Linked DNA regions of Homo sapiens: region 1 is linked to region 2. Evidence: read pairs that join two places in POLR2A ChIA-PET (ENCODE). Cell type or tissue: GM12878. All regions are shown on one strand. Each heading gives the region's core, and the rest is flanking DNA. Links, peaks and the distances in the headings are about the cores only. Region 1 overlaps GNG7 (G protein subunit gamma 7). Region 2 overlaps GNG7 (G protein subunit gamma 7).

Region 1 (14,756 bases), core at 6,258-8,757, 54 kb before region 2:
CCATCCGAGCATGTTATTGGTCTTCCTTGCCTTGGCTGCCTTCTCTCATCCTGACTTTTTATTTTTGAGACAGGGTCTAACTTTTTTTTTAAATTAATTAATTAATTAATTAATTAATTATTTTTTTTTGAGACAGAGTTTCACTCTTGTTGCCCAGGCTGGAGTGCAGTGGCACAATCTTGGCTCACCGCAACCTCCACCTCCCGGGTTCAAGCGATTCTGCTGCCTCAGCCTCCTGAATAGCTGGGATTACAGGCGTGCACCACCACACCCAGCTAATTTTTGTATTTTTAGTAGAGATGGGGTTTCTCCATGTTGGTCAGGCTGGTCTCGAACTCCTGACCTCAGGTGATCTGCCCACCTCAGTTTCCCAAAGTGCTGGGATTACAGGCATGAGCCACTGCACCTGGCCAGAAACAGAGTCTAACTTTGTCACGCAGGTTGGAGTGCAGTGGTGCAATCTCGGCTCACTGTAGCCTCCAACTCCTGGGCTCAAGTGATCCTCCCACCTCAGCCCCCCAAGGACTACAGGTGCACACCACCACGCCCAGCTAATTTTTGTATTTTTTGTAGAGATGGGATCTCACTATGTTGCCCAGGCTGGTCTCAAACTCCTGGGCTCAAGCAATCCACCCACCTCGGCCTCCCACAGTGCTGGGATTACGGGCGTGAGCCACCCAGCCTCTTCCTGACTCTTAAAAGCGGCTTGCTTGCTTGGAAGCTTGCCCGACTGCGGGGCATGGAGGCATTTCCTGTGAGCATCTATGTTTGCCCTGAAAAGAGACTTTGTATGTCGTGTGAGTAATGCCCCCAAAGATATTGGCTCCTAAATGTCTGGAACCTGTGAATTTTCCCTTATAGGACAAAGAGGTCGCAGAAGTGATCACATGAAGGATCTTCAGACGGCAGATTATCCTGGGTTCTCCAGGTGGACCCTAAACAATTACAAATGTCCTTATAAGAGTGAGATTTTGGCAGGCTGCGGTGGCTCACACCTGTCATCCCAGCACTTTGGGAGGCCAAGGCGGGCAGATCACGAGGTCAGGAGATCGAGACCATGCTGGCCAACATGGTGAAACCCCGTCTCTACTAAAAATACAAAAATTAGCTGGGTGTGGTGGCGCATGCCTGTAATCCCAGCTACTCGGGAGGCTGAGGCAGGAGAATCACTTCAGCTGAGGAGGCAGAGGTTGCAGTAAGCCAAGATCAAGCCACTGCACTCCAGCCTGGGCAACAAAGCAAGACTCTGCCTCAAAAAAAAAAAAAAAAAAAAAAAAGTGAGATTTGGCCAGGTGTGGTGGCTCACACCTGTAATCCCAGCACTTTGGGAGGCTGAGGCAGGAGGATCACTTGAGGCCACAAGTTTGAGACCTGTTTGGCCAACATGGTGAAACCCCGTCTCTACTAATAATACAAAAATTAGCTGGGCATGGTGGCAGGTGCCTGTAGTCCCAGCTACTCAGGAGGCTGAGGCAGGAGAATCACTTGAACCCAGGAGGCGGAGGTTGCAGTGAGCCGAGATGGTGTCTGGTGCACTCCAACCTGGGCAACAGAGAGAGACCTTGTCTCAAAAAACAAACAAAAAAAACAACAGTGAGATTTGACACATGAGGAAAGGCATGGGGAGATGGAGGCAGAGACTGGAGCCATGTGGGCTCAAGCCAGAGGATGCCTGGAGGCCCCAGAAGCTGGAGGAGGCAGGAAGGATCCTCCCCTGGAGCCTCCAGAGGGAGCACGGCCTTGCCCACATCTAGATTTCTGACCTCCAGAGCCATAGAGAATCCATTTCCATTGTTTTAAGCCACCAGATCCGTGTGACTTGTTATAGCGGCTTCAAGCCACTCATACTGACAGCCAAAAGGACTTGGACTCCAACGACAGAATCTAGTTCATCCCAGGATTTCAGGTGGTTTCTTGGGCCTAATACTTCTAAGAGAGGGGAAGCCGCCACTGGATTGTTTCCTTCTCGCCACTGCCCTGCATCTCTGTCTGGGAAAAGCATTCAAACAAACCACACTTTGTTCTTGAACTTGGGGTGGTGTGAAAATCACATAATAGGGCAGAAAACTTTCTCTTTTCCCTCCCTCCCTCCCCACTCCCTCCCTTCCTTCCTTCCTTCCATTCATTCTTTTTTTTTTTTTTTTTGAAGGAGGGTCTTGCTCCGTTGCCCAGGCTGGAGTGTCTAGGGCAGAAAACTTTCTCTTTTTCCTCCCTCTGTCCCTCGCTTCCTTCCTTCCTTCCCTCCCTCGCTCCCTCCCTCCCTCCCTCCCTCGCTTCCTTCCTTCCTTCCTTTCATTCATTTTTTTTTTTTTTTGAAGCAGGGTCTTGCTCCGTTGCCCAGGCTGGAGTGCAGTGGCGCAGTCCTAGCTCACTGCAGCCTCGACTTCCTGGTTCAAGCCATCCTCCTGCTTCAGCCTCCAGAGTAGCTGGGACCACAAGCACACGCCACCACATCCGGCTAATTTATTTTTATTTTTTGTAGTGATGGGGTCTTGCTATGTTGCCCAGGCTGGTCTCAAACTCCTGGCCTCAAGCGATCCTCCTGCCTCGGCCTCCCAAAGTGCTGGGAGACGGGCATATTATGCTGCACCTGGCTAAGACCACTTTTCAGTGTGTTAAAACAGGCACTTCTCGAGACCCGGCACGGTGGCTCACGCCTGTAATCCTAGCACTTTGGGGGGCCGAGGCGGGTGGATCACGAGGTCAAGAGATCGATACCATCCTGGCTAACACAGTGAAACCCCGTCTCTACTAAAAATACAAAAAATTAGCGGGGCGTGGTGGCGGGCGCCTGTAGTCCCAGCTACTCAGGAGGCTGAGGCAGGAGAATGGCGTGAACCCAGGAGGCAGAGCTTGCAGTGAGCCGAGATTGCACCACTGCACTCCAGCCTGGGTGACAGAGCGAGACTCTGTCTCAAAAAATAAAATAATAATAATAATAATAAAAGAACAGGCACTTCTCCCTTAAACGCTTAGTTCCTCCTTCTGTAAAATAAATCTAGGTGACACAATCTCTGAAATCCTTTCCAGCTTGAACACGCTAGGAAAAACTGGGAGATCTATGAACAGTGAATAAAAATGAACTGAAATGATCCTCCTAGCTGCAGGGGCTTCTGATGCCTGCATTCTCCAGATGGTTGGTTTCCTAAATTTAGCCGCCGCCCCGCAAGGGTGAGCCCTGCATAGTTTTTGGTCGATCTCCAGTCCAGGCTGTGAATACACAGCCCTGATTTGCATTTCTGAACCCTCGGGGATGGCTGGATTCCTCGGGCTACTCTGCTTGGAATTTTCAGCCCCAGAGAGCCACCGCGGTCTCACCGGATGCCGGTCCCACCCGATGCGAGAAGCTCCGGGGGTTCCCCCTCATTCTGGCATCAGCTCCCTCTCTGCAGCCTGTGGAACAGAAAGAACACAGCTTTAGGCCGGGCACGGCGGCTCACGCCTGTAATCCTAGCACTTTGGGAGGCCGAGGCGGGTGGATCACGAGGTCAGGAGATCGAGATCACCCTGGCTAACACGGTGAAACCCCGTCTCTACTAAAAATACAAAAATTAGCCAGGCATGGTGGTGCGCACCTGTAATCCCAGCTACTCGGGAGGCTGAGGCAGGAGGATCGCTTGAACCCGGGAGGCGGAGGTTTCAGTGAGGCAAGACTGTGCTATTGTGCTCCAGCCTGGGCAACAAGAGCGAAACTCCATCAAAAAAAAGAACAGAACAGAACAGAAAAGAGAAAAAGAAAGAAAGAAAGGGAAGGAAGGAAGGGGAAAGGAAAGGGAGAAAGAAAAGAAAGGAAGGAAGGAAAGAGAGAGAGAAAGAAAGAAAGAGAAAGAAAAGAAAGAAAGGAAGAAAGGAAGAAACAAAAAGAAAGAAAGAAAGAAAGAAAGAAAAAGAGAAAAAGAAAGAGAAAGAGAGAAAAGGGTGGGTAGCGCATCTTTCCTTGCAGAGCCGCAGTGAGCCCCCTTCCAGCTGTGAACTATCAACCTGCCTATAAAAGGCAATTCTGATTGAAGGAAAAGGGAGGGGTGGTGGTGAGGGGAGGGCCGGGTGGCCCTCTGCCCAGCCCGAGATTGGCTTCCGTTTCTGGCTTGCTGTCCAGCGTATGGGATTGATTTAGATTCCCAGAACACCACGGAAGGTAGCACATGCTGTGACGATTGCGTAGTGGTTCGTGCTCCGGGGCCCGGTTGGAGATCCCTGCTGCCCGTCTGTCCGCCTGTGCGAGGCCACAGATCTGCCTGCATTTCCCTGCAGGCTCGGGAGGAGCTGGCAGAACCTGCTGCTTCTGCACAGCGCATTCCTGTCTGCTGGCAGCTCCTCCCCAGCGCCCTGAAGGGAGTGCTGGATCTGCTTAAAAGCGTGCAGGAGGGGGTGGGTACAGGGGAGCCAGGGCCTGCAGAGGACGCAGCCCGCAGCCCAGTCCTCAGTGCTGCTTTTTCTGTTGTTGTTTTGAGACGGAGTCTCGCTCTGTCGCCCAGGCTGGAGTGCAGTGGCGCGATCTCAGCTCACTGCAACCTCTGCCTCCCGGGTTCAAGCAATCCTCCTGTCTCAGCCTCCCAAGTAGCTGAGATTACAGGCGTGCACCACCACGCCCGGCTAATTTTTGCATTTTTAGTAGAGACGGGGTTTCACCATGTTGGCCAGGCTGGTCTCGAACTCCTGACCTCAGGTGACCTGCCCATCTCGGCCTCCCAGAGTGCTGGGATTACAGGCGTGAGCCACTGTGCCCGGCTTCTAGTGCTTCTCCAGATCCTAGCAGACTTTCTTCCCCAGGGTGCCTCCACAGTGCTGCTTGCAGATTCTGGAAGGATCATCTGGGATTCCACTGCTCTCCTCCCCTCTCCTCTCCTCCCCTCCCCTCCCCTGTCTTCTCTTTTCTTCTTTCTGAGACAGGGTCTTACTCTGTGGCCCAGGCTGAAGTGCAGTGATGAAATCATAACTCACTGCAACCTCAGCCTCCTTAAGTGAGCCTCCCGCTTCAACCTCCCTAGTAGCTGGGACTACAGGCTCACACCACCATGCCCGGCTAATTTTTTTATAAAGACAGGGTCTCGCCATGTTGCTCAGGCTGGTCTCGAACTCCTGGGCTCAAGGGATCCTCCTGCCCCGGCCTCCCAACGTGCTTGGGATTACAGACGTGAGCCACCATGCCCGGCCTTCACTGCCTTTCTTTTCCTCAATAAAAATCTGACATCGGGGGATTGCATTGCTCTGTTACCCTTTCTTCAGGCACCTCTCTTTTCCTGCTGCCAAACAGTGGAGACAGGAAGCCAAAAAAAATTGCCCAGTCCTTGTTCCTGGGGAGCTCATTGTAGAGCAGGGGAGACAGACACGTATATTGCAAGCATGTACATGTATCTGCAATAGGCACGAGCCGCGCCGTGGCAGGACTGAGTCCACATGGCTGGGGAAACACACTGCCTGGTAACTGGAGGCTGGTCAGATAGTGGTTGAGCTGAATTGAGGAGTTACCTACTCTAGGGTTTACCTACTTGTGCCCCATGGTTTTTAGGGACAACAGGCATCCCAGCTGTACCCCGGGCCATCTGGATGGAACTAGAATGGATGCAAAGAACACAGCTTTGGAGTCAAGCAAACCTTCCTTAGTTCTATTTTTTACATAAGTAATAATTTGTTTTTGGAGATGGTGGCGGGGGGGAGGTCTCTCCTTGTCACCCAGGCTGGAGTGTAGTGGCGTGATCCTAGCTCACTGCAGCCTCAAACTCCCGGGCTCAAGCGATCCTACCACTTCAGCCTCCCAAGTAGCTGGGAGCACAGGCACACACCACCACAACTGCTTTATGTTTCTCTTTTTTATTCTCCTTCAGCCGTACTTTTCAGCTTTGAGGACTTGAGCAGGTTTATTACCATCTTGGATCGCATTTTCTCTTCTGTGAAGTAGAGAGAATACCTGTGTATTGGAGTTCTCAAAGTGTGGTCCAGGGACACCCAGGGGTTGGTCTCTGAGACCCTTTTGGTGGGGGACCACTAGGTCAAAACTGCTAAGATAGAAGCCAGGCACTGTGGCTCACACCTGTAATCCCAGCGCTTTGAGAGGTCAAGGTGGGTGGATCACCTGAGCTCAGGAGTTCGAGACCAGCCTGGCCAACATGGTGAAACCCTGTCTCTACTAAAAATTAAAAAAAAAAATTAGCCAGGTGTGGTGGTGGCGCCTGTAATCCCAGCTACTTGGGAGGCTGAGGCAGGAGAATCACTTGAACCCAGGAGGCGGAGGTTGAAGTGAGCTGAGATTGCGCCACTGCACTCCAGCCTGGGTGACAGAGCGAGACTCCATCTCACAAAAAAAAAAAAAAAAAAATGCCAAGATACTCTGGGTCTCCTTCCTCCCAGTCTCTCCCACACAGATGGTGGAGTTTTCAGAGGTTGCATGACGTTTGATATCACAGTGGATTGAACTCAGAGGCTTATACAAGAATCCAGCTGTCTTCTATTAAGCCAGACATGAAAGAAATTTGCAAAAATGTAAAACAATGCCACTATTTCCCCTCAATGTTTTTTTTTTTTGAAAAATAGTTACTTTTCACTTAAACGTGTCATCCTCCTAATATAAAATATATGGTTTAAAAAAATATTTAATGGGATTATGTTAACTTGTAACAGGAGTATAGCTAAAATCTACATAAACACAAGCTGTTTAAGGGCCTTAATTTTTTATTACCATATTTATGTATATATTTTGGCATCATATTTATATATATTTATTTTATATGACAGCTTTATTGAGATTTTTACATGCCATAGAATTCACTTTTTAAAGTGTACAATTCAGTGGTTTTTAGAATATCCAGAGTTGTGTAACCATTACCACAATCTAATTTTTTTTTTTTTTTGAGATGGAGTCTTGCTCTGTTGCCCAGGCTGGAGTGCGGTGGCGCCATCTCAGCTCTCTGCAACCTCCACCTCCAGGGCTCAAGCGATTCTCCTGCCTCAGCCTCCTGAGTAGCTGGGATCACAGGCCAGCACCACCACCCCCGGCTAATTTTTGTATTTTTAGTAGAGACGGGGTTTCGCCGTATTGCCCAGGCTGGTCTCGAACTCCTGACCGCAGGTGATCCGCCTGCCTCGGTCTCCCAAAGTGCTGGGATTACAGGCGTGAGCCACCGCGCCCGGCCTAACCCCCGGTTTTCATGCACCGTCTTTGATGTTGCCTTTAGGCCGTGCCTGAACGCCGGTGTCACAAACCAAAGCCACAATAACTCAACAGCTTCATGAAATACCCAAACTCCCCCAGCTCCTGTGACATCAGGCAGGCGGAGTGACGCGGCTGCATGGCAGGGCTGCCCGAGGGCCCCCCTCCCAGGTCCGCACCTCCACCTCCTGGAAACCCACCCGGGTGGGCGGTGCTTTCTCCCGCCGAAGTCCTAGAAATGCTCTTCCCCACCAGCTGGGTTTATTTGGATTCATCCAGCCTCGGCTGGGAGGAGGAAGGGGTGGGCCCTCCTAGTATTTATTCTGCTGGAATGGAAACCTCAGATCTTCGAGATACTCAAGCAGACAGACAGACATCTACCAAGTCAGCGAGGGGAAAGTGCGGTGTTTTCGGAGGTCAGCCCGGGACAGCAAAGCAGGCAGGCTGGGGCTCTGATCAGTTCAAAAAGCACCACGTGGTGTCTGCGGCGGAGCAACCAGCGGCACGCCCCCACCCCAGGCGTCCCTCCCACAAGCAAATAGCACAGCCCGGTGACATTGGCTTTTTCCAGCCGAGCGCGGGGCACCCGCTTCGCCTCGTGCCCGCCTCTCCCCCTCTTCATCATGGGCCCTCGGTGGAACTGTATGCTAGAAACTTCACTTTCCAATTTTGGAGATGCTTCTAGAAACTAGACTTCTTTCCAGCTTGAGGTGAGCTGGAAGTTAGATCAGTTTCCATTTCTTTCAACTGAAAACGTGATTACAGAAGTCAGTGTTTCATAAGCTTTCTTTTTCCGTGATCACCTTCTTTTGAGACATCCTTTTCCTAGTGGCTCCTTAGAAAGAATAACGGTGGCAAGAGATTTAAATGCACCCGATGTCTGATTCTTTTGACGGAAGATGCCCAAGTAGCATTATTATTATTATTATTATTATTATTATTATTATTATTATTATTATTTTATTACTTTTCATTTTTTTTGAGACGGAGTCTCGCTCTGTCGCTCAGGCTGGAGTGCAGTGGCGCGATCTCAGCTCACTGCAAGCTCTGCCTCCTGGGTTCACACCATTCTCCTGCCTCAGCCTCCCGAGTAGCTGGGACTACAGGCGCCCGCCACCACACCCAGCTAATTTTTTGTATTTTTAGTAGAGATGGGGTTTCACCGTGTTAGCCAGGATGGTCTCGATCTCCTGACCTCGTGATCCGCCCGCCTCGGCCTCCCAAAGTGCTGGGAGTACAGGCGTGAGCCACCACGCCCGGCCAATTCTGTATTTTCAGTAGAGATGTGGTTTCACCATGTTGGCCAGGCTGGTCTCGAACTCCTGACCTCAGGTGATCCGCCCACCTTGGCCTCCCAAAGTGCTGGGATTAACAGATATGAGCCACCGCGCCCGGCCGCCCACTAGTTTTGATTGTGAGTTCTTTTGGTCCTTGGTTTTCGTAAGCGTTGCTTCCTCCTCTGTAGTAGAGTAACAAGCATGCAGCGTAGAGTCGCCGTGAGAGCTGGATTCGGTCGTTGATGGACAGAGCCGAGTGGAGAGCCTGAGATGACTCAGTGCCACACAGGTGCTGCTCACACAGTTGTCCTGGTCATTGTCGTCTAACCACTGAAACTCCCTAGACTTTTCCTACACATGCACACTCACATAGATACGTACAGCAATATGGAGCGCATTGTACATTGGCAGTCCTGAGCTGCTTTTTACCTTTCTAAATTTAATTTCTTTTTTTTTTTTTTTTTTGAAACAGAGTCTCACTCTGTTGCCCAGGCTGGAGTGCAGTGGCGCAATCTCGGCTCACTGCAAGCTCTGCCTCCTGGGTTCACGCCATTCTCCTGCCTCAGCCTCCCGAGTAGCTGGCACTACAGGCGCCCGCCACCACGCCTGGCTAATTTTTTGTATTTTTAGTAGAGACGGGGTTTCACCGTGTTAGCCAGGATGGTCTCGATCTGCTGACCTCGTGATCCACCCACCTCGGCCTCCCAAAGTGCTGGGATTACAGGTGTGAGCCACCACACTCGGCCTTATTATTATTATTTTTGAGAAGGAGTTTTGCTCTTGTCACCCAGGCTGGAGTGCAGTGGCGTGATCTCGGCTCACTGCAACCTCCACCTCCTGGGTTCAAGCGATTCTCCTGCCTCAGCCTCCTGAGTAGCTAAGATTACAGGTGCCCGCCACCACGCCCAGCTAATTTTTGTATTTTTAGTAGACACGGGGTTTCACCATGTTGGCCAGGCTGGTCTCAAACTCCTGACCTTAGGTGATCCGCCTGCCTCGGCCTCCCACAGTGTTAGGATTACAGGCGTGAGCCACTGTGACTGGCCCCAAGTAGCATTATTATATAATGGAGTTTTTGTTTGTTTTTATCTTAGAGACAGGATCTTCTTTCTCTGTCACTCAAGCTGGAGTGCAGTAACGCCATCTCAGCTCCCTGCAGCAGCTTCCAACTCCCAGGCTCAAGCAATCCTCCCGCCTCAGTCACCAAAGCTGGGATAACAGGTGCACACCACCATGCCTGGATAATTTTTAAATTTTTATTCTTTCTAGAGATTGGGTCTTGCTATGTTGTCCAGGATGATCTTGAACTCCTGGCCTCAAGTGATCTTCCCACCTCAGCCTCCAAAAGTGCTGGGATTGCAGGTGTGAGCCACCGAGCCCAGCCTATACCTGTGAAATTTCAATATCATAGATAGACTGTGTATCTGTTTATGTTCTGTTTTCTGGGCTTAATCCATAAAAAAAGTAAAATTTGTTTTCATCTCCCCAAGAATTGATGTTCACCCTGTTGAGAATATATTTGTAAAGAAGTCTCGTACTGCAGGAGTGAGAATGGAGACATCTTCATCACAAATCTCACTCCCCAGAATTAACCACTGTTAACAGTGTGGGGTGGATGGGAACTGATCATCAGTGCAGAACGTGAAAGGAGAACAACTGGGTCGATATTTGCCCACTTTTTTTTTTGGGGGGGGGACAGGGTCTCACTTTGTCACCCAGGCTGGAGTGCAGTGGCATAATCATGGCTCACTACAGCCTCAACCTCTTGGACTCAAGCGATCCTCCCACCTCAACCTCCTGAGTAGCTGGGACCACAGGTGGATATCACTACACCTGCTTAATTTTTTTTTAATTTTAATTGAGACGGGGTCTCACTATGTTACCCAGGCTGGTCTGAAACTCCTGGGCTCAAGTGATTTTCCTGCCTCAGCCTTTCAAAGTGCTGGGATTGCAGGTGTGAGCCCCGCGCTGGGCCTGCCTACTATTTTTTATTTTAATTTTAGGGACCGACTCTCACTCTGTCGCCCAGGCTGCAGTGCAGAGGCACGATCTCAGCTCACTGCAACCTCCACCTCCTGGGTTCAAGCGATTCTCCTGTCTCAGCCTCCCAAGTAGCTGGGATTACAGGCATGCACCACCGCACCCGGCTAATTTTTGTATTTTCAGTAGAGATGGGGTTTCACCATGTTGGCCATGCTGGTCCCAAACTCCTGACCTCAGGTGATCCGCCCGCCTCGGCCTCTCAAAGTGCTGAGATTACAGATATGAGCCACCGCGCCCGGCCGCCCACTAGTTTTGATTGTGAGTTCTTCTGGTCCTTGGTTTTCGTAAGCGTTGCTTCCTCCTCTGTAGTAGAGTAACAAGCATGCAGCGTAGAGTCGCCGTGAGAGCTGGATTCGGTCGTTGATGGACAGAGCCGAGTGGAGAGCCTGAGATGACTCAGTGCCACACAGGTGCTGCTCACACAGTTGTCCTGGTCATTGTCGTCTAACCACTGAAACTCCCTAGACTTTTCCTACACATGCACACTCACATAGATACGTACAGCCATATGGAGTGCATTGTACATTGGCGGTCCTGAGCTGCTTTTTACCTTTTTAAATTTAATTTCTTTTTTTTTTTTTTTGAGACAGAGTCTCACTCTGTTGCCCAGGCTGGAGTGCAGTGGTGCGATCTTGGCTCGCTGCAAGCTCCGCCTCCCGGGTTCACGCCATTCTCCTGCCTCAGCCTCCCGAGTAGCTGGGATTACAGGCACCCGCCACCACGCCCGGCTAATTTTTTGTATTTTTACTAGAGACGGAGTTTTGCTATGTTGCCCAGGCTGGTCTCAAACTCCTGAGCTCAGGCAATCCACCCGCCTCGGCCTCCCAAAGTGCTGGGATTACAGGCATGAGCCACTGCACTCGGCCCTTAAATTTAATTTCCTTTCAGCCGGGCATGGTGGCTCACACCTATAATCCCAGCACTTTGGGAGGCTGAGGTGTGTGGATCAATCAACTGAGGTCAGGAGTTCAAGACCGGCCTGACCAACATGGCAAAACCCCGTCTCTACTAAAAATACAAAAATTAGCCGGACGTGGTGGCGGGCGCCTGTAATGCCAGCTACTTGGGAGGCTGAGGCAGGAGAATCGCTTGAACCCGGGAGGTGGAGGTTGCAGTGAGCCAAGATCACGCCACTGCACTCCAGCCTGGGCAACAGAGTGAGACTCCGTCTCAAAAAAAAAAAAATTTAATTTCTTTTGAGACAGGGTCTCGCTCTGTTGCCCAGGCTGGAGTGCAGTGGTGCCATCATGGTTCACTGCAACCTTGACCACCTGGGCTCAAGCGATCCTCCCACCTCATCCTTTCAAATAGCTGGGACTACAGGTACGTGCCACCATGCCCAGCTAATTTTTTTGTATTTTTTGTAGAGATGAGGTCTTGGTATGTTGCCCAGGCTGGTCTCAAACTCCTGTCCTGAAGCAATCAGCTCGCCTCAGCCTCCCAAAGGGCTGGGATTACAGACGTGAGCCACCACGCCGGGCCATTAAAGACATTTTTGAGATAATCATGGACAATGGGTCACAGGCTGGTTATTGGTAACAGGAAATTATTGTTGATAATCATGGAGCAAGTTGATAATAAGACAGTGTTAATTTGATTGGGTGGTTCTGTGTTGGGAAATCAGAAAGCTTCAGTGATTAGAGAACATTCTGAAGGTTCTACAGGCAAAGTCATATGATGTCTTGAATTTGTGTGAAATACCCGTGCAAAGCTGGAGAGAGAAGTGAGAACAGAAGAAGGGCAGAATGTTAATTCCCGTTGCAGGAGGTGACGACACTCAGAGAGACCTCGTCCTGGCCTGCGTGCTTCAGGCTGTGTTTGAAATTTTCCACTATATGTAATTTTTTAAATTTGCAGTTTCTTTCTTCCTCCTTCCTTCCTTCCTTCCTTCCTTCCTTCCTTCCTTCCTTCCCTCCTTCTTTCTTTCCTTCTTTCTTTCTTTCTTGAGGGAGTCTCACTCTGTCGCCTAGGCTGGAGTGCAGTGGTGTGATATCTCGGCTCACTGCAACCTCTACCTCCCAGGTTCAAGCGATTCTCCTGCCTCAGCCTCCCAAGTAGCTGGGACTACAGGTGCCCACCACCACACCCAGCTAAGTGTTTTGTATTTTTAGTAGAGATGGGGTTTCTCCATGTTGGCCAGGCTGGTCTCGAACTCCTGAGCTCAGGTGATCCGCCCGTCTTGGCCTCCCAAAGCGCTGGGATTACAGGCGTGAGCCACTGTGCCCGGCCTTGATTTGCAGTTTCTGTAAACAACTTGTATAATAGAAAAGCAGAGAAATAAATTTTCCTCCCCTTCAGAAGCACCTCATGTTTGTTTTAAAGTATAGTATTTAATCCAGATTTGAGAAGGTTTGGGGTGAATGAGGTAAGAAAGTTTTTTTTTTTTTTTGGCATCAAATATTTCGGCCTGCCTCTCAGCTTGCTTCAGAAAACTTAAAACATCACAATAGTAATCAAAACATATATAACATTGAAACAGAAGGAAATGGCATGGACCACAGAACTCCAAGGATTGTTTAAAAAAAAAAAAAAAGTGCTACCCCGGGAAAAGTATTTGCAATTTTTTTTTTTTTTTAGATGGAGTCTCACTCTGTTGCCCAGGCAGGAGTGCAGTGGCACAATCTCGGCTCACTGCAAGCTCCGTGTCCCAGGTTCAAGCGATTCTCCTGCCTCAGCACCCCTAGTAGCTGGGACTACAGGCAGCCGCCCCCATGCCCGGCTAATTTTTGTATTTTTAGTAGAGACGAGGTTTCGCCTTGTTGCCCGGGCTGGTCTCGAACTTCTGACCTCAGGTGATCCACCTACCTCAGCCTCCCAAAGTGCTGGGATTACAGGTGTGAGCCACCACGCCCAGTCCTACTCTTAATACTTTTGAAATCTTTAGAGCAGCTTGAAGGCTTGTAAATATATAGAACGAATATTTTAAAAAACAAAAATTGACTCAATACTATTTCTTTTCACTTTGAAAATATAAAGCACAAAATAAAGACAAACATTCCAAGTTTTTTTTTTAAAAAAGGAATTTTCCACTATACATTTTTAAGAGAGGCAGAGATTAAGAACAACATCAGGCCGTTGGTGACCAAGACCAGAAGCCTCTCCCCTCAATCTGGGTGGCCACAGGCCACTTCTCACCACCCGGTGCCCTGTCCTCTTTGAAGTTTTTAGTCTGTGCTGGATTTTCTTACTTTTTTGTGACCTCAGCTGTTGGTTAGAAAGAGTATGCATTTTCTTTTCTTTTTTTTTCCTCCCTCCCTCTCCTTCCTTCCTTCCTTCTTTCCTTCCTTCCTTTTCTTCTTTCTTTTTTTCCCTTCTCCTTTCCCCTCCCTCCGTCCCTCTCTCCCTCCCTCCCTTTCTTTCTTTCTTCCGTCCTTCCTTCCTTCCTTCCCTCCCTCTCCTTCCTTCCTTCTTTCCTTCCTTCCTTCGTTTTCTTCTTTCTTTTTTTCCTTCTCCTCTCCCCTGCCTCTCTCCCTCTCTCCCTCCCTCCCTCTCTCTCTCTCTCTTTCTTTCTTTCTTTCTCTCTTCCCTCCCTCCCTCTCCTTCCTTCCTTCCCCTCCCCCTCCCCTCCCCTCCCCTTCCTTCCCTCTCCTTGTTGCTCTGTCACCCAGGCTGGAGTGAAACGATGCAATCATAGCTCACTAGAGCCTCGACCTCCTGGGCTCAAGCAATCCTTCTGCCTCAACGTCCTGAGTAGCTGGGACCATGGGCACATACCAGCACACCTGGATGCTTTTTAAAAATTTTTTCTAGAGATAGGATCTTGCTATGTTTCCCAGGCTGGTCATGAACTCCTGGGCTCAAGCGATCTTCCTGCCTCAGTCTCCCAAAGTGCTGGGATTACAGGCATGAGCCACTGCACCTGGCCTTTGTTCATTTCTTTCATCCAGTCTTGCTTGGGTTTTAGAGGAGGAGAGATTTAAAGTGATGTTTTCTGCCACATTGCTAGAAATAAAAATGCTGTGATAGAAGGAGCAATTTTTTTTTAATGTAGCAACTCTACTTTTCAGCCTTTTGAAAAATGTTAAGAGTTGTTTTTGGTTGCCATTTTTTGTCAGTGTGATCAGTGAGCTTCATTCTTTTTAGTTAGCGCGTTCTTGTGTATGGATATGCCAGAGTGACTTGAAGAACACACTACTGATCTTTACAGTTTTTCTTACATCCAAATAATGTTGCAGCAGAAACATCATGGTATACATCACTTTTGACCTTGTCTAAATATCTCAGGAGGTAAATTCCTAAAAGCAGAAATGCAGCTTTAGAAGATAGTGGCATTTACAATTCTGTTAATC
Region 2 (14,756 bases), core at 7,261-9,760:
TATGTACATGTATGTGATATATTACACATGATACGTACATGTGTGTGATATAACATTACATGCAATATGTGCATATATGTAATATATTGCATGTAATATGTACATATATGTAATATATTATATGTAATGTGCACATGTGTGTAATATAACATATTACATGTAACGTGTGCATGTATGTAATATAACATATTACATGTAACGTGTGCATGTATGTAGTATGATATATTGCATGTAATATGTGCGTGTATGTGATATGATTTATTACATGTGATATTACATATATGTAATGTGATGTTACATGTAATGTGTACATATATGTAATGAGATGTACATATAAAATATAATATATAGTATATAATATATAACATAATATATTGCATATAATATATAACATATATATTGCATATAAAATGTATATTACATATATATATGTATATATATATATGCTCAGCACCATGCTGGCATGTCAGTATCTAAGAGATGTGAGCTGAACCTGAAACCATCGCTGATCTGTTTCATTCGCGTTTTTCTAGGAATTTGTCCATTTCGTGTAGATTACCTAATTGGATGTCACACACTGGTTCATAATGCTACCGTGTTCTCTGATAATGCCTTTTATTTCCATACAGTTGGTAGTAATGTCCTCCTTTCGTTTCTGCGTGTAGTTATCTGCATCTTATTTCCTCTTTTTTTTTTTTTTTTTGGTTTTGCTTTTGGTCAGCCCCGCTAGAGGTTTGTCAATCACCTAGCTCTTTTCAAAGAACCAACTTTTGGTTTCGTCGACTCGCCAGTTTTTCTCATCTCTGTCTCGTTTATCGCTGCTCTGATCTTTACAATTTCCTTCCTCCTGCTGGCTTGGGGCTGCCTTCGTTCTTCCTTTTCTGGTTCCTTAAGGCAGCAGTCCTCAACCTTTTTGGCCCCAGGGAGTGGATTCGTGGAAGACAGTTTTTCCACAGACAGTGGGGAGGTGGGGGGGGTGGAGCCGGGAGGATGGTTTGGGGACGATTCAAACGCATTACTTTTTTTGTGCACTTTGTTTCTGTTATTATGACATTGTAATATATAATAAAATAATTCCACAACTCACCATAATGTGGGATCACTGGGAGCCCGGAGCTTGTTTCCTGCAACTAGATGGTCCCTGGGCTGGGTGTGGTGGCTCACGCCTATAACCCCAGCATTTTGGGAGGCTGAGGCGGGTGGATCACTTGAGGTCAGGAGTTCGAGACTAGCCTGACCAACAAGATGAAACCTCATCTCTACTAAAAATACAAAAATTAGCCAGGCGTGGTGGTGGGCACCTGTAGTCCCAGCTACTTGGGAGGCTGAGGTAGGAGAATCGCTTGAACCCGGGAGGCGGAGGTTGTAGTGAGCCGAGATCGCACCATTGTACTCCAGCCTCGGCAACAGAGCGAGACTCTGTCTCAATAACAAACAAACAAATAAAAACTAGATGGTCCCATCTGGAGGTGATGGGAGACAGTGACAGATCATCAGGCATTAGATTATTTCTGTTTGCTTGTTTTGAGACAGAGTCTCTCTCTGTTGCCCAGTCTGGAGTGCAGTGGCATGATCTTAGCTTACTGCAAACTCCGCCTCCTGGGTTCAAGCAATTTCCGGCTGATTTTTTGTATTTTTTAGTAGAGATGGGGTTTTATCATGTTGGCCAGTCGAGGCCATTAGGCATTAGATTCTCATAAGGAGCGTGCAACCAAGATCCCTTACATGCACAGTTCACAATTGGGTTCACGCTTCTATGAGAATCTGATGCCACTGCTGATGGGACAGGAGGCGGAGCTCAGGCGGGAATGCAAGCGTTGGGGGGCAGCTGTGAACACACAAGCAGTCAGGCGCCGTGGCTCACGCCTGTAATCCCAGCACTTTGGGAGGTCAAGGTGGGTGGATCGCCTGAGGTCAGAAGCTCGAGACCAGACTGGCCAACATGGCAAAACCCCATCTCTACTGAAAATAAAAAAAATTAGCCGGGCGTGGTGACGCATGCCTGTAATCCCAGCTACTTGGGAGGCTGAGGCAGAAAACTCACTTGAGCCCGGGAGGCAGAGGTTGCAGTGAGCTGAGATCGTGCCGTTGCACTCCAGCCTGGGGGCCAGAGCGAGACTCTGTCTCAAAATATGTGTGTGTATATATATATATTTTTTAAATATATATTTTATTTATAAATATGTATATGTGTTTTTATATATTTATAAATATATATTTGTTTATATATTTATAAATGCATATTTATATATTATAGATAATAGATAAATATATATTAATAAATACATATAAATATATTTTTATATAAATAATAAAAGATTGTATGAAAATATAATTTACCAGCACGGCAGGGCTTTTTGGCGTTCCCTAGATTTTGCCCCCAAGGTGAGTGCCGCATGGCCTCACCCTAGTCCCGGCCCCCACACAAATGACACTCAGGATGACGACGAAGACAGTGATGATTTAAAACCTGGCCGATGGCCGAGGGGTCGCATGTGCCCGTGGTGTCTGGTCTGGATCCTTTTACGTCCTTCTCCATGAATATATTCTCCATGGAGAAGTCCCTGCCCTCTCTCCTGTTTTCTGACCGGGAGACCAGACCTCCTTTGCTGGAGGTCAAACGGCCAGGGTGAGGTCCCTGGAGCCTGCCCTGAGCCCCGTCCTCTGGGACACACAAGTGCTGGCTGATGGCAGCGTGGCTGGACGGCAGGTGGCACGGAGCTGCCTGGGCAAGGCTCAGGTGTCTCCAGGCCGCAAGCTCAAGCTGCCAGCCATGTGGCCACGTGCCGTGGGGATTAGGTCCCTATGCTGCAGCATCTGCTGGGAGGGATGACAAGAGGCTCCAGCAATGACATCAGGCAGCTCTCGTCGGGCCCTGGCTAAGTCCCCTGGCCCTGTTCCCAGCAGCCGGGCCATCCCCACCACTGACGCCTCCCTGATCCTCAGCTCCCCCTACTCAGCGACTCAGCAGATACCTCTCCCGTGCCCCCTGCAGGCCAGGTCCACTGCTCCAATTCCTTTAGTTCTCCTAGGATCCCTGGGGAGCAGGGCTCATTGTCCCCATTTTATAGGTGGGGAAACTGAGGCTCGGCAACCAAAAGATGTGGCAAGGCCCGGGGGCTGGCCAGAGGCAGAGCGGGATTGGAGTCACGAGACTTGCCACAGAGCAGCTGGTGGTCCCTCAGGCTGTGTAGGCCACCTGCTCATCTGCACAAGCCCCTCAGAGCCCAGCAGGGCCATGGTCACTCTCCCTGGGGGACAGTCACAGAAGCTGGGGCTTGGTGAGGAGGTGAGCAGAGGTGGCCGGGAGCGGTGGCTCCTGCCTGTAATCGCAGCACTTTGGGAGGCTGAGGTGGGCGGAGATCACTTGAGGTCAGGAGTTCAAGGCCAGCCTGAACAACATGGTGAAACCGCGACTCTACCAAAAAATAAAAAAATTAGCCGGGCTTGGTGTTGGATGCCTGTAATCCCAGCTACCAGCTACTCAGGAGGCTGAGGCAGGAGAATCGCTTGAACCCGGGAGGCGGAGGTTGCAGTGAGCCGAGATTGCGCCACTGCACTCCAGCCTCGGCGACAGAGCAAGACTCCGTCTCAAAATAAGCCAGCAAGGAGGGTCGCCACGGGGGCTGGATGAGAGAGTGCCTCCCAGCCGCTCCTTCTGCTGCATTCTACCCACTTCCTGTGAGCCAGTCTCAACCCAAACACTCTTTCCCCATCCCACAGGGATTCTGAGAATCAGGGCACCCCAGACCCAAGGCAGCCACATTTCCCTTTTCCACTGAGAGCGGAAAGAGGCCTCGGCACTTCCTGGGGCAGCCCAGGATTTGGCCGTGTTTCTGCATTAGCAAGAAAAGGCGTAATGGAATTTGGATAGACAAGAAAAGGGGATGTAAGCGTGAGCAAAACCACACACTCCATTTCATTGTTAGAAATTCCATGCGTGTCATCAAAACCTCATCTTGGGACAGAGGCCAAGACGAACTCACTGTCACAAGGAACTTTGTGCACAACAAGTGTGCTGGCTCCCCTGTCACCCCCGCCCTCACCCCCGGCCTGCTGGCTGACCCCAGACACAGCAGCCTTGTGTTTCCTCCCTCCTGGTCAGCTGGTGCCTGGTAGCTGCAGCGGTGGTAGCTGCAGTGGTGTCTCTCCAGAAGGTTCTGGGGGAGAGACTGAAATTCCCATGCTTAGCCTTACAATGCCCCGGCCCCGTGCAAACCTCCAGATGAAAACACAGCCCCGGCCAGTGCGGTGGCTCACGTCTGTCATCCCAGCACTTTGGGAGGCCGAGACACGTGGATCACAAGGTCAGGAGTTCAAGACCAGCCTGGCCAAGATAGTGAAACCCCGTCTCTACTAAAAATACAAAAATTAGCCGGGTGCGGTGGCGGGCGCCTGTAATCTCAGCTACTCAGGAGGCTGAGGCAGAGAATTGCTTGAACCCAGGGGGTGGAGTTTGCAGTGAGCCGAGATCCGCCACTGCACTCCAACCTGGGTGACAGAGTGAGACTCCATCTAAAAGAAAAAAAAAAAAACACAGCCCTGTTTAAGCCCTCCGTGCATGTCCTCCTCCACCTCCACCCCCACGGCTGCCATTTTTGCCAAAACGTATATCCTGGACTTGCCTTCTTGCCGTTTGCTGTGTTTGAGCGTCGAGCGTTGAGCCAGACACAGTTGGGTTGGCACAGGAGTCAGGGTTCTCTCCGGGGGTCCTGACAGTTTGCTGCCAAACCTTCATGTCCAGACCTAGTGTCCCCCCTGGGGTCCCTCGGGTTTGCAGTTGCCTTGGCATTGAGGATTCAAGGTGTGTGGCAGGAACAGGGACCCAGGAAACCCTTTGGTGGCCTCAGCCTGCCCAGCTTTGTCACTTGAACCTGTCGGGATGCAAACAACATGCACAGTTCACGAGAAAGCCGCTCCTGGCTGGAACATCCCTTCGACCAGGGTCTCTGGGTATCAGCATCTCTGACATTAGGGTCAGATTATTCTTGAGAGGGGGTTGTCGCTGTTTGTTTGTTTGTTTTGTTGTGTTTTGTTTTTTGAGACAGAGTCTCGCTCTGCACCCAGGCTGGAGTGTAGTGGCACGATCTTGGCTCACTGCGACCTCCGCCACGTGGGTTCAAGCGATTCTTCTGCCTCAGCCTCCCGAGTAGCTGGAATTTCAGACGAGCGCCACCAGGCCCGGCTAATTTTTGTATTTTTAGTAGAGATGGGGTTTCACCACGTTGGCCAGGCTGGTATCGAACTCCTGACCTCAAGTGAGCCACACACCTCAGCCACCCAAAGTGCTGGGATTACAGGTGTGAGCCACTGGGCCTGGCTAGGTTTTTTTTTTTTTTTTTTTTTTCCAGACAGAGCCTCGCTCTGTCGCCCGGGCTGGAGTGCAATGGCGCGATCTCAACCCACTGCAACCTCCGCCTCCCGAGTTCACGGCATTCTCCTGCCTTAGCCTCCCGAGTAGCTGGGATTACAGGCGCCCGCCACCACACCCAGCAAATTTCTTTTGTATTTTAGTAGAGACCAGGTTTCACCACGTTGCCCAGGCTGGTCTCGAACTCCTGAGCTCAGGCAATCCGCCCTCCTCGGCCTCCCAAAGTGCTGGGATTACAGGCGTGAGCCACCATACCTGGTTTTTGTTTTTTGATTTTTGTTTTCCATTGTTAACATGAAAACATCCGTAATGATCCCTAGCCCTCAGGGAGAAGCTCCCTGGGCCTGTAGTTTTCCGGGACTTTCTAACAACACCAGGGCTGGAGTGGGGTGGCCCTGGAGATGTCACACATGATACTGGTGACCTCTAGCCATTCTGATGATGTGACCTGGAGCCCACGGGCCACAGCAGAGAACCCCAGGCTCGAGGTCCATCCTTGGCCATGTGTGTGCCCGGACGGGCCGGCCCCTGCTGCAGAGCCCAGAGGGGTGGGCCTACCAGGCCACGTGTGCCCATGCACAGCAGCAGCACCTGCTATGGATGGAGGTGGGGCAGGCACTTCACATCCGAGGGCTGCCTGGGCCTGGGAGCCTCTGTCCTGGGAAGGAGATCGGCCCTGGGAACAGAGTGGGTTCCAGGAAGTAACACCCTTTGTGAACTCCCTGCACCATGGCCTCCAGCCCCTTCCATCCAAGTGGCATCTTTGGTACCCAGTGTCTGGGATGTGCTGGGGTTGGCAGAACAAAGGCCTCAAAGACATCCATGTCCTAATCCCTGGGAGCTGTGGCTGTGTCACCACACATGGAAAAAGGGACTCTGCAGGTGGGATTGAGTGAAGGACCACCTGAGTCATGAGAGCACCACCGTGGATGATCCGGGGTGGGGGGGCGCAGTGACCTCACAGGATCCTCACGAGAGGAGGCAGGAGGGTGAGAGTCAGAGAGAGACTGAAGAGGCTGTGCTGTGTCTGTGAAGGGGGAGGAAGGGTCCCGAGCCGAGGGATACGGGCACCTCTAGGCGAAAGGCGGGAAAGAGATTCTCCCCTGGAGCCTCCAGGAGGGACCAGCCCTGCCTGTGCCTTGATTTTAAACCAGTGAGGCCCATGTTGGACTCTGAGCCCAGAGCTGTGAGATGAGAAACATGGGTCGTGTGCAGCAGCCACAATGTCACAGGACACAACGAACGTCCAGGGAGCTGCCAGTGTGCGGAGAAGGGGTTTTAGTGCAGCCTGGCTGTGCATAGATGGTTGCAATCAGGGGCTTCTCAGAGGGGATGACATCGGTGGGGCTTTGCAGGATGTGTAGGAGTTTTCTGGGGGGGGGGCATGCGTGGAGAAAGACCCACCTGTGCTGAGGTGGGAAGGCCCGGTACTGCCCTCTGTTCTCTTCCTAACCCTCCTGCCCTTCAGCTCCCGAGCACCACCGTCACGAGGCCGGCGCTGCCCCTTGCCCTGGCCCGGGGCCAGGGTGACAGCATTTCCTCAGCCGGGAAGCCCAGAACTGGAGTGACAGGAGCCACGGGGTTCAGTGTCCTGGCCCGGCCCCGGTTCCCGGGCTTGCAAACTCTCACATGACCGTGGTCATCCCCCGCCCCCGCCGACCCCACCGCCGGGTGGACAGAGAGCAGCTTTTCTTTTCTCCTGCTCCCGTCACCGCGGCGACCAAACCCACACTGGCGGCGCGTCACCCTCTGTCGTCGCGGCCTCTTTGTCTGAACAAGCCGGCTCATTCTTAGGCTCCAAGCTCCGGCTGAAGGCAGCGGCGGGACCTGCCCCGCTGGTCTATTTTTCACTTTCTCGTGGGCACCTCATTCATTCCCTCTCTTTAGCCCCTTCTAAATATAGCTGCCCCGGGGACCGATTTAGCCTGAGAGCAAAGGGCCCACACTGACAGGGACAGTCACAAGGCACTATTTTCCAGCCAGTGCGGCCCTCCCTTCCATGTGGCAGAGGCCCTCCCGCCCGCAGCCCTGGGCCCCACGGCCCTGCCTTGAGGTCACAGAGCCACCAACGGTCAGAGCTGGCACGGAAGGCCCCACACACAGCCGCCCTCCCAGGCCCTGCTGGGCGACCTGGCCCTGGAGAGGCTGCAGGTGCAGGGTGGGTGCCCACGCTGGGTGCAGGGTCTCTGCATGCAGACCCTGGTTGCTGAGGGGGCCCTGGGGTTCTGTGGAGCGGGCAGCAGGTGTGGCCAGTCTCAGACCTGTCTCTTGTATTGAAGTTTCCATTTCAGTCGGGCTCCCCGGGCTCTGCGTGGGTCCCCTCTTTGGCGTCCTGGTGAGAACATGGCAGGCCGTGGGGGGCCTGCATCCCAGCTGCCAGGGGACACATCAACGCCTGATCGTTGCCCTGTGCCTTCTCACCCTGATGCCCTGTGTCCGCTCTGGAAGCTGTGTGCACCTTTCTTTTTCGTTTGTTTGTTTTGTTTTGTTTTGTTTTGTTTTTGAGGCAGAGTCTCGCTCCGTTGCCCAGGCTGGAGTGCAGTGGCGCGATTTTGGCTCACCGCAACCTTTACCTCCCGGGTTCAAGCAATTCTCCTGCCTCAGACTCCTGAGTAGTGGCATTACAGGTGCCCACCACCACTCACGGCTAATTTTTTTGTATTTTTAGTAGAGAGGGGGTTTCACCGTGTTGGCCAGGCTGGTCTCAAACTCCTGATCTCAGGTGATCCACCCACCTCAGCCTCCCAAAGTGCTGGTATTACAGGCATGAGCCACTGCACCTGGCCTTTTTTTTTTTTTTTTTTTTTTAAGACAGTTTCGCTCTTGTTGCTTAGGCTGGAGTATAGTGGCGCAATCTTGGCTCACTGCAACCTCTGCCTCCCAGGTTCAGGCAATTCTCCTGCCTCAGCCTCCTGAGTAGCTGGGATTACAGGCATGCGCTACCATGCCCAGCTAATTTTGATTTTTTTTTTAGTAGAGATGGGGTTTCACTATGTTGACCAGGCTGGTCTCGAACCCCTGACGTCAAGTGATCCGCCCGCCTCGGTCTCCCAAAGTGCTGGAAATACAGGCATAAGCCACCGTGCCCGGCCTATGTGTGCACCTTTCTGCAGAGTCTAAACCAGGGTCCCCTAGGCACTGTAGACATGGCGGCCAGATTGTTCTCTGAGGTGGGCCTGTCCTGGGCACTGCAGGGTGCTGAGCAGTATCCCTGGCCTCCACCCACTCCATGCCAGGAGCACCCCCCAGTTACGACAACCACAGATGTCGCCAGACAGCGCCCAGGGTCCCCTGGGGGACGGAATTACCTCTAGGTGAAACCCCCAGGGATAGGGGATTCCACGGACCCCCAAGAGACTCTGCGTCCCATGATCCTCTGCTGTGCTGAGGTCCCAGGAGGCTGCACACAATGAAATCCACACCGAGCTGGGAGGGAGAGAGGAGGTGAATCCCAGGAGTTGGGGGTCCCCCTGGTTCACACCATCCATCCCGTTGGGAGCTTATTCTAGTGTGGGTAGGGATTGAACCCCATTTTCCCCAAATAATTAACTCAGGGTCTTCTCCCTCAGCACTGTGGACAGTGGGGTAAGATCCTTCTCTGGGGTGAGGCTGTGCTGGGCACTTACGGTTGCTGAGCAGCGCCCCTGGCCTCCACCCACTCCATGCCAGGAGCTCCCCCAACCCCGACAACCACAGATGTCTCAGGCATCGCCCAGGGTTTCCTGGCGGGGCTGAATCACCCACCCCCCCAATTAAGAGCCACTGTTGGCCCAGCACGGTGGCTCATGCCTAAAATCCCAGCACTTTGAGAGGCCAAGGTGGGCAGATCACCTGAGGTCAGGAGTTTGAGACCAACCTGGCCAACATGGTGAAACCCCATCTCTACTAAAAATGCAAAAATTAGCTGGGCGTGGTGGGGGTGGGGGGCGCCTATAACCCCAGCTACTCAGGAGGCTGAGGCAGGAGAATCTCCTGAACCCGGGAGGCGGAGGTTGCAGTGAGCCGAGATCGCGCCACTGCACACTGTCCTCAGGGGCTTCTGTGAGATGCACTGAGGTCCTCATGGCTCCCGGGGGTGCTCATGGCTGAGGCCCTCGTGCCCACAGCAGGCGTGCAGATGTGCACATTGACGCAGGTGCCCAGGGACACAGCTCTCTGCAAACCCAGCTGCCCCAGCCACTGTACGAAGGCGACTTGTTCCTCACAGTGCCTCGGAGCCTTCTCTTCTCTCCCAAACTACTGTTCCATTTTGTTTGGGTTTGGATCTTTTCCTCTCTAAACATAACACCCTGTCTCTCTTGTCTCTGAACACTGTGTTCTCAGAAGCAGTCATCCCTCCACGGGGAAGGGCTGACGTTTCCACTCCAAGCATTGTCTCCCCTCCTGCCAAATCTGGTTGCTGGTTTTGTTGCTTGGGGTTTATTTTTCTTTCCTTTTTCGAGGCAGGCAGAGGTTTGGAGGGGTGAGAGGTGGGGGATTGCCAGACCCCCAGGAGGAAAGAGTCCAGGAGCTCTGCGAGCTATAAAGCTACTGGTTCTGGAAGTTTTAGAGCCAGATGAAGGTTGCTTCTGTTCTCACGTTGCTGCTGCAGGCCGGCCGCCCCTCCCGCCTTCAAGGCCACCTTCCCCCGGGGCTGACTCACCCCGGCACGCCGCGCCACACAAGGCTGGCTCTGCTTTGATGAGCAGACTGGAAAAGCGCAGCCGCCTCATTGTGGAGCTGCCTGGAAGCCGCCAGAGCCCGCTCTGAGCTGGAATTCGCTGAGCCTGACTTCCTGTGCCGTCAGGAGAGCAAACGCCCGCTGGCCTTAGGAGCCGGTTTACAGGAAGCAGCCATGGGAGGACGGTTTGCTCGGCTCATGGAGAAGCAGCCACCCTCTGCACGGGTTTTAATGCTGCACCCTCATCTCAGGGCTGTGAAAAGAAAAATTGCAGGCCGGGAGCGGGGGTTCATGCCCGGGATCCTAGCACTTTGGGAGGCCGAAGCAGAGGGATTGCTTGAGCCCAGGAGTTTGAGACTGGCCTGAGCAATACGGTGAGGCCCCAGCTCTAAAAGAAAAAATATTAAAAATTAGCCGGGCATGGTGGTGCACACCTGTAGTCCCAGCTACTCAGAAGGCTGAGGTGGGAGGATCTCTGGAGGCCAGGAGGTCAAGGCTGCAGTGAGCTGTGATTGCACCACTGCACTCCAGCCTGGGTGACAGAGCAAGACCCTGTGTCAAAAAAAAAAAAAAAAAGGAGGCCAGGCACGGCGTCTCATACATGGAATCCCAGGACTTTGGGAGGCCAAGGCAGGTGGATCACTTGAGATCAGGAGTTTGAGACCAGCCTGGCCAACATGGTGAAACCCTGTCTCTACAAAAAAATAAAAATAAAAAATAAGCCTGGTGTGGTGGTGGATGCCTGTAATCCCAGCTACTCGGGAGACTGAGGCAGGAGAATCACTTGAACCTGGGAGGCGGAGGTTGCAGGGAGCCGAGATGGCGTCATTGCACTCCAGCCTGGGTGACAGAGCGAGACTCTGCCTCAAAAACAAAACAAAACAAAACAAAAACCACCAAAAAAAAAAAAAAAAAAGGAAAACAGCAGAGATGATGTGTGCAGCATGCTCAGTCCAGCGTCTAACACCTAGCAGCAGCAGATGGCAAATAAGAGCTGAAGCTGTCCTGGGCTGTGGGACCCCATGCCTGCTCACCGGGGGGCCCTCCAGCCTGGAGACCCCAACCAGTCCCATCCTGGCCTTGCGTATCAGCTCCTTACACTGCATAAGAAACTACTGCATATGTGGTGGCTTAGAGCAACACGCCTGCCTGAGCTTACAGTTCTGGAGGTCATGGTGCAATGACGTCCTCTGCCCAGGGTCTCCCAGGCTGAAACTGAAACGTGAGCCGCCTGCTGTCTGACGCGAAGCTTCCAGTTGTCGTCCCCAGCTCATTCAGGTTCTTCCTGAATTCACTTCCTTGCAGTCGTAGGGCGCAGTCCCCCTTTCCTTGCTGGCTGTCAGTAATAAACATTCAGTGCACAAATGAAAAAACCCACCCCAGGCCAGGCGCGGTGACTCGCACCTGTAATCCCAGCACTTTGGGAGGCCGCGGTGGGTGGATTGCTTGAGGCCAGGAGTTCAAGACCAGCCTGGGCAACATGGTGAAACCCCGTCTCGACTAAAAAATACAAAAGTTAGCTGGATGTGGTTGTGAGCGCCTGTAATCGCAGTTACTCGGGAGGCTGAGGCAGGAGAATCACTTGAACCTGGGAGGCGGAGGTTGCGGTGAGCCGAGATCACGCCATTGCACTCCAGCCTGGGTGACAGAGCAAGACTCCATCTCAAAAAAAAAAAAAAAAAAAAAAAAAGAACACACAGCGCTGCCTCCCATGAGCCTAGCCAAGGCCCGACTGTGCACCTGCCACAGGGAGCTCTTTGGAAGGGCCGCCCTGCAGCCAGCCCCAGACAGGAGGCCCAGCAGCACTGGGTACAGAAGCACCATTTCTTCCCATCTCAGCCCTCGGCCCTGATCAGCCTTTCTTATTTTATTTTTATTTTCTTGAGACAGAGTCTCACTTTGTCCCCCAGTCTGGAGTGCAATGGTGAAACCCTAGCTCACTGCAACCTCAAACTCCTGGCCTCAAGCCATCCTCCCGCCTCAGCCTCCCGGAGTAGCTGAGACTACAGGCTTGTGCGACCACACCCAGCTTACCTTTTAATTTTTTTTTTTTTTTTTGATGGAGTCTTGCTGTGTCGCCCAGGCTAGAGTGCAGTGGCGTGATCTCGGCTCACTGCAACCTCCGCCTCCCAGGTTCAAGCGATTCTCCTGCCTCAGCCTCCTGAGTAGCTGGGATTACAGGTGCCCACCACCATGCCAGGCTAATTTTTTTGTTTTTTGTATTTTTAGTAGAGACGGGGTTTCACCATCTTGGCCAGGCTGGTCTCGAACTCCTGACCTCGTGATCCACCCACCTCGGCCTCCCAACCTGCTGGGATTACAGGCGTGAGCCACTGCCCCCGGCCTTGATTTTTTTACTTAGAGGCAGGGTCTCGCTGTATTGCCCAGGCTGGAGTGCAGTGGTGCCATCCCAGCTCACTGCACCCTCATTATGTTCTCCTGAAATTCGGCTTCGCTTCCCCAAGAACATTTATTTTTATTTTTTTATTTTAGAGACAGGGTCTCACTGTGTTGCCCCAGGCTGGCTTTGAACTCCTGGCCTCAAGCAATTCTCCTGACTCAGCCTCCCAAAGTGCTGGGATTACAGGCACGAGCCACCGCACCCAACCTGATCAGCCTCTTTTAACAGGGTCTGGGGGACTCAGGACCTTCCCTGCCGATGGAGGAACCCTCGGTAGCTCCCGCTCCCTCGCCTCTCTGGCCGCCAGGCCCAGGAGCCGCTCGGTAAAGTCCCTGTCTCTGCCAGGCCGGGTGCATTCTTGACATTCCTGTCCTTTTACGCAGGCCGCCCCGGCCAGCTCTCAGAAGCCTCCACCGGCTGCATGCTCTCTCCCTGCTGGTGAGAAGATGGCCCTGGCGGCGGCGGCTCCTGGTCGGTTTATCGAGCCGGGAGTGGCACTTTCCCAACTATGAGAACTATGCTTGGAATTCAGAGCCACCGCCAGCCTCTCTGGGTCTCGCTGTCACGGCTTCCTGTGCAGCTGGAAAACACCTCCAAGAGTGGCCGTGGCATCACAGACCTAAAAAAGGAGCTGGGTTTGCTCCGGCAGGTCTCCCCGGGAGGAGGGAAGCCAGTCTGTCCCGCTGCCCGGCGGGCCTCGCTGTCTGCTCGGCAGAGACAGGCCAGGCAGGTTTGGACTTCTCGGGATGCTCCAGCCTCAGCGCCCCCAGGGTCCCCGCAAAATCTCCAACCACCCCAGGCCTGCTGTCTGCTTCTTGGCTTTACAGCCCAGGACACCTGGATTCAGCCCACCCACCCCCGAGCAGGGGCCCACGCACCCACCCTCTGCACAGGCTGGGCACGCCGTCGGGCTAAGGGTCCCGGCAAGAATCAGTCTTAGAGCACAGGCCGAGTGTGGAGGCTCCGTCTGTAATCCCAGCACTTTGGGAGGCTGAGGCAGGAGGATCACCGGAGGCCAGGAGATCAAAACCAGCCTGGACAACATAGTGAGACCCCCATCTCTACAAAAAATTAAAAAATTAGGGGGGCATGGTGGTGTGTGCCTGTGGTCCCAGCTACTTGGGAGGCTGGGGCAGGAGAACGGCTTAGGCCCAGGAGTTCAAGTTTTCAGTGAGGTGGGATCACACTACTGTACTCTAGCCTGGGCAACAGAGTAAGACCCCTTCTCAGAGAAGAAAAAGAAAGAAAGAGAGAGAGAGACGGAAGGAAGGAAGGAGAAAAGAAAAGAAAGAAATTGAGAAAGAAACAGAGAGAGAGAGAGAGGGAGGGAGGAGGGAAGGAAGGGAGGGAGGGAGGGAGGGAGAGCCAGAGAGAAAGAGAAAGAAAGAAGAAAGAAAAAAGGAAGGAAAGAGAGAGAGAAGGAGGGAGGGAGGAAGGAAGGAAGGCAGGAAGGAGAGGGAGAGAGAAGAAAGAAAGAGAAAGAGGGAGGGAGGGAAGGAGGAAGGAAGGAAGGAGAGGGAGAGAGAAAGAAGAAGGGAGGGAGGCAGGAAGGAGAAAGGAGAGGTGTGAGTTCCTGCGATGGTGTGTATTTAGAATGCAGAACTTTAGGCCACTGGATGAGCAAGGCCTCTAGGTTGTTCTCCCTAAACCCTTTGGCCAATGAGACAGGGCAGCTGGGGGAGGGACGACACCCAGCCTCCAGCACAGAGGTCCATTCAGGGCTCCACTGGGACCGTGTCAGGTGTGTGTCCATCCCCCATTGGATATCGTATGTGTCTAAAATTGAGCTTATGGCCGGGCGCAGTGTCTCCCGCCTGTAATCCCAGCGCTTTGGGAGGCCGAGGCGGGCAGATCACCTGAGTTCAGGAGTTCGAGACCAGCCTGGCCAACATGGTGAAACCCCGTCTCTACTAAAAATACAAAAATTAGCCAGGCGTGGTGGCGGACACCTGTAATCCCAGCTGCTCGGGAGGCTGAGGCAGGAGAATCGCTTGAATCAGGAAGCAAAGGTTGCAGTGAGCCGAGATCACGCCTTTGTACTCCAGCCTGGGTGACAAGAGGGAAACACCATCCAAAAAAAAAAAAAAAGTTGGTATATATGTTTATTTCTCAGTTTGTGAAAATATCCTTAATTTATTGTCGTCACAAACAAATTTCAATTCTGATTACTATGCAAGGAAAAAACAGAAGATAATCTGCTTTGCAACGCAGTTTATAGTTCATTTGTTTACAGGAACATGCAATATATGAAAAATTACTAACTAAACTACAAGTATTAAATACCTAAATTAGTTAACAGTTTATTATAATTTATTTAACAATCT

The links. Peaks named below come from ENCODE experiments on the same cell type or tissue, not always from the same donor. Only the 100,000 strongest peaks of a DNase experiment are listed, where the experiment ranks them.
Region 1: POLR2A ChIA-PET joins it to region 2 with 10 read pairs; 22 of 35 experiments call an interaction of 5 or more read pairs at or near these places.

Annotation. Positions count from the first base shown.
Region 1 is chr19:2,592,029-2,606,784 of GRCh38, reverse strand. The region is part of intron 2 of GNG7 (G protein subunit gamma 7); the gene reads left to right. It also overlaps the pseudogene RN7SL121P. Among named protein-coding and RNA genes, the nearest start is that of MIR7850, 31 kb to the left of the region's middle. RefSeq lists enhancers at 2,728-3,494, 13,827-14,328. In GM12878, for the core only: no CTCF peak of the experiment used is centred there; a DNase peak (open chromatin) is centred at 7,694; H3K4me3 peaks cover 1,259 bases; H3K27ac peaks cover 1,789 bases.
Region 2 is chr19:2,539,073-2,553,828 of GRCh38, reverse strand. The region is part of intron 3 of GNG7 (G protein subunit gamma 7); the gene reads left to right. It also overlaps the pseudogene ELOCP28. Among named protein-coding and RNA genes, the nearest start is that of GADD45B, 70 kb to the right of the region's middle. RefSeq lists enhancers at 7,914-8,053, 8,587-8,636, 8,717-8,766, 8,162-8,980, 8,981-9,800 and 5 more and a silencer at 9,527-9,616. In GM12878, for the core only: no CTCF peak of the experiment used is centred there; a DNase peak (open chromatin) is centred at 8,733; H3K4me3 peaks cover 495 bases; H3K27ac peaks cover 842 bases.